Linked DNA regions of Homo sapiens: region 1 is linked to region 2. Evidence: chromatin loops called from intact Hi-C (ENCODE). Cell type or tissue: PC-9. All regions are shown on one strand.

Region 1 (2,500 bases), 74 kb after region 2:
ATCCTGAACGTGTTGTTTAGAAGTCTAGAATGGGAGTGCAGAGGCGACCAGAACACATCAAAAACTTGAGGTGCAGTCTGATGAGTTTCTCTACTCCCTGCTTAGTAAATTTAGAGTTTTCTATTTTTGGAGGACGTAATCCCTATGCACACTGCTTTTAGCATCTAAGCATTTTCCTCAAGATGGGTCAAAGTGTCAAGGGTTTCACGAGAGCCTCTGTCAATTCCTGCAGAACACGGTGGATCTGCTAAAGACTTAAAATAGGGACACAGTCCTTACAGTTTCAGCTTAAGGATCATAAACACAAACGACCACCTGAGACCACAGAGGACCGGATATGAGCTACTTATAGTCATACTGAGCCGGAGAACAAGAATAGCAGGAAAGCGGCCAGTTTTCTTGTAGTGAGGTTCTTTGAAGTAAAGTATTTATTAAACATTATATTATAGTGCATGAAACAAAAATCTTTGAAGGCAGGTTATCCTACTCTGCACAGTGGCCACTGCTAACGAATTACTTCCTTTTCCTCTCAGGTTTTGTTTTTCTATTTGTGAAACTGAAACCCAGATTGTTTTCCTCCATCCATGAAACCAGCTGGCACAAAGCACTCCTTCTGGTAATAATGTCCCATCAATGGAAACAGCATTAAAAACGATTCCAACCCATCACTTCACCATCACACACAAGAGGATGTGCAGATTAGGGAGGTGCTCTCTAAATATTGGTCAGCAACTTCTCTAAAATAGAAAACCAGGCTGTTAAAAATGATAAAATGACTAGAAATGGCAACAATTAAAATGGGGCTTCCATTTTTATTTAAAAGCAAAATTTACCGATTGCATTTCTCACTTCCTAACTCTAGACTGATACGCCTTATTTCAGCTAGCACTTTCTATTTCTCAATAAAGTACCCCAGATATACCAGTAAGAGCCTCATCTTAAAGAAATGTCCAAAAGAAGACCAAGAGGGCGGTATAGTTTATTCTTCTGAACCAATTATTAACTTAAGAGTCTTTGCCTGGGGAAGGAGTACTGAGCAGCAGAACTCCCAATGAGCCAGCACAAACGGTCACATGCTGAAGATGCAATGGAAGAATCCTGGCCCATTGGCCAAAAGGTGTCTCCGGCTAAGTGTGTGCTGAGAGGAGAAAAGGACAGCGCCGGACACATGGCTGGGTCTGTTTCAACGTGGCTGAGAACAGTGGGAAGCTTTTTAAAATCTGGGAATACATCAAAGGGCTAATGCAGATTAAGCCCAGCTCCTTTTTTTTTTTTCCCTGAAAGGCTCACTTTTGTTCCTAATAGAAAGACTTAGATGGTATTTCTTCAGATCATAAAGCAAGTTGTACTTTTAATGATGGAATAAAAATTATAAAAGTAAAACGTGGCTTTTCCTCCCCATTCTTTTTTTCCTTTTTTAAGTGATGAATTCAGGAAAAGACCAGTCTAGGCCAAATTTATCTCTTGTTAACCTTCAGGGATATGGAGTACGCCAAGTATGTTAGTACAAAGTCAAATTTGGATGATGTAGTCATTTTTTGCTAATTCCATTATTAGAAACATTAGATAATATGGTAGTATCTAAGGAATACAGCTTTAAAAATAGTATGCACCTTCACTATCAAGACTGTAAGGCAAAATCAACTTGTGCCCACGACTGAACTTTTGAAATAGAAAATTTTGTTATATCCATGTTAGCCAGGCTGGTCTTGAACTCCTGACCTCAAATGATCCGCCCGCCCCGACCTCCCAAAGTGCTGGGATTACAGGCGTGAGCCACTGCACCCGTGGCATGCACCTGTAATCCCAGCAACTCGGGAGGCTGAGGCAGGAGAATCGCTTGAACCCAGGAGGTGGAGGTTTCAGTGAGCTGAGACTGCACCATTGCATTTCAGCTTGGGGAACGAGCGAACGCTCTCTCAAAACAAACAAACAAAAAACCAAAACAAAAAACCTTGTTATGTCAATAAGAGTATTTCTAAGTGGGTTAGCAGCTCCCTGACAGGCTACCTCTCCAGCCTTCCCAGGCCCACCCATCCTTGGTTCCCTCTCTAGCCTCACAAGACAGCGCTCTTCTCATCACACTCAGGCATTTCACTGGAGCCCCTGATCTCGCTTTGCCCTCCTCTCTTGGAGCCTGCCTCATCAACTGTCCTCTCTTCCCTCTCTATTGGCCCCTTCTCTTCATCCTGAAAGTCAACCTGAGTCATTCCAATCAACAAATTCTCTCTCGACTCTGCATCCCTCCTGGCTACTGCCTTCTGACCTGACCCATGTTCTCCACACAGTCCTCTGCTCTAGCTGCTGCAACCACACTTGCACTCACGACCAAACCAGCCCTACGTGGCTATCGCCACCACTGTTCTTCCTAACTGACAAGCTGTCTCAGGTACCCACAGGTTAGATATTTCAGGGGAAATGACTGTTACAGAAATGTTCATGTTAGAATGAAGAAACAGATCAATACACATCAATCATATTAAAAAGGTGCTTCTAAGAC
Region 2 (2,500 bases):
TTGCCAACACTTGGTATTAATAGTCTTCAATGTTAGCCACTCTAATGGTATCTCTTTGTGGTTTTTATTTGCATTTCCCTAATAACTAATGATAGTGAGCATCCATCTGTTCATGTGCTTACATGAGATTCATAGGTCTTTGGTAAAGTGTCAGTTTAAATCTTTTGCACATTTTGTTTGTTTGGTTTTGGTTTTTTTGGAGAGGTAGTCTTGCTGTGTTTCCCAGGCTGGTCTCTAACTCCTGGGCTCAAGCAGTCCTCCTGCCTCAGCCTCCCAAAGAGGACTGCAGCACCTGGCTGTTTTGCCCACTTTTTTTTTTTTTTTTTTTGAGATGGAGTTTTTCGTTCCTCTTGCCCAGGCTGGAGCGCAGTGGCACAATCTCAGCTCACTGCAACCTCCGCCTCCTGGGTTCAAGTGATTCTCCTGCCTCAGCCTCGAGAGTAGCTGGGATTACAGGCATGTGCCACCATATCCGGCTAATTTTGTATTTCTAGTAGAGACTGGGTTTCTCCATGTTGGTCAGGCTGGTCTCAAACTCCCGACAGGTGATCCGCCCGCCTCGGCCTCCCAAAGTGCTGGGATTACAGGTATGAGCCACCGTGCCCAGCCTTTGTTTTGCCTACTTTTAATTGGATTGTTTTTCTTCTTCTTGAGGTGTGAGAGTTCTTTGTATATTCTGGATAACAGTCCTTTATCAGATAGCTATTTTGTAGATATTTTCTCTGTCTACATTTGCCTTTTCATTTACTCACCCGAGTCTTTTGAGAGTAGGTGTTTTAAATTCTGAAGTCAAAACTTATTCATGTTTTCTTTTATTATTTGTGCTTTTTGTGTCCTATCAAAAGATTTCTAGAAAGTTTAACTCTTATATTTGGATACATTTTGAGTTAATTAGTGTATAGGGAGTGAGATAAGAGGTTTTTAAAAATCTATTTTTTTTGCATATGGATATGCAGTTGTTCCAGCACCATTGTTTAAAAGTCTATAGATTCCCCATTGAATTACTTTGGCATCTTTATTGAAAACAGTTGACCCTACAAGTAGGGGTCTACTTCTGGACTCTGTTCTGTACCATTGATTTTTTTAACTAGTTTTTGTTTTTTAATTGAAGTAATTCACACAACATAAAAGTCACCACTTTAAAGTATACAAGTAAGTGGGTCTTAGTATATTCACAAAGTTGTGCAGCCCGCACCACTAATTCCATATCACGTTATCTCAAAAAGAATGTTCCATCAACCTTAATGCATATCTTTTCTCTAATTCCACACTGTCTTGTTTATTGTAACTTTGTAGTTAAGTATTGAAATAGAAACTTCGGGCTGGGCATGGTGGCTAAAGCCTGTAATCCCAGCACTTTAGGAGGCCAAGTCTGGCAGATCACTTAAGGCTAGGAGTTTGAGACCAGTCTGGCCAACATGGCAAAACCCCATCTCTACTAAAAATAGAAAAACATTACCAGGCGTGGTGGTGTATGCTTGTAGTCCCAGCTGCTTGGGAGGCTGAGGCATGAGAATCGCTTGAACCTGGGAGGTGGAGGTTGCAGTGAGCCAAGATTGCAGTGAGCCAAGATTGCATCACTGCACTCCAGCCTGGGCAACAGAGCAAGACTCCACCTCAAAAAAAAGAGAAACTTTGTTCAGCTTTTTCAGTGTTGTTTTGGCTATTCTAGATCCTTCAAATGTTTATATAAGTTTTATTTTTTAATTTTTGTGGGTACATATTAGATGTGTATATTTATGGGTTACATGAGATGCTTTGATACAAGCATGCAATATGAAATACGCACATCATGGAGAATGGGTTATCCATGCCCTCAAGCATTTATCCTTTGAGTTATAAACAATCCAGTTACACTCTTTAAGTTACCTTTTATATAAATTTTAGAATTAGCTCATCAATTTCTACAAAAAAAAAACCCCTGGGATTTTCATTAAGATTGTGTTGAATGTCTACCTCAATTTGGGGAGAATTAACATTTTTACTGTGAAAATTATCCATCAAAACATGGTATATCTCTCCATTTATTTAGATACTAAAATTCTCTCATCAGTGTTTGGAATTTTCAGTGCACAGGTCTTGCACATATTTTGTTCAAACAATTGGACCCTAAGTATTTCAGATTTTTTGGTGATACTATAAATGATAATGGATTTTTAAATTTCAAGTTCCAGTTTTCCCCTGTTAGAATATACAAATACAATTGATTTTTGTATATTGGCCTTATATCCTAAAACCTTGCTAACCTCATTAGTTCTAGTAACCTTTTGGTAGATTTTCTTAGGATTTTCTGTACTGACAGTTATGTTAACTGCAAAAAAGATAGTTTTCTTTCTTTCTGAAGTGTATGCCTTTTATTTCTTTTTCTTCCTTTATTAGCCTGGCTAGAACCTCGAGGATTTAGAAGTAGGAAGAGTGGACGTCCTTGCCTTGCATCCAGTCTCAAGGGAAAGTACTTGATTATTCACTACAAAGAGAAGGATGTTAGCCATAGGTTTTT

Evidence for each region. A loop is a pair of places that touch in the nucleus more often than their neighbours do. Peaks named below come from ENCODE experiments on the same cell type or tissue, not always from the same donor. Only the 100,000 strongest peaks of a DNase experiment are listed, where the experiment ranks them.
Region 1: it touches region 2 in a loop (21-fold over the local background); 2 of 110 quality-filtered maps call a loop at or near these places.

What each region holds. Positions count from the first base shown.
Region 1 is chr13:100,482,030-100,484,529 of GRCh38, reverse strand. The region is part of intron 21 of PCCA (propionyl-CoA carboxylase subunit alpha); the gene reads right to left. Among named protein-coding and RNA genes, the nearest start is that of PCCA-AS1, 2.3 kb to the right of the region's middle. In PC-9, no CTCF peak of the experiment used is centred here; no DNase peak of the experiment used is centred here.
Region 2 is chr13:100,556,011-100,558,510 of GRCh38, reverse strand. The region is part of intron 2 of GGACT (gamma-glutamylamine cyclotransferase); the gene reads left to right. Among named protein-coding and RNA genes, the nearest start is that of GGACT, 32 kb to the left of the region's middle. In PC-9, no CTCF peak of the experiment used is centred here; no DNase peak of the experiment used is centred here.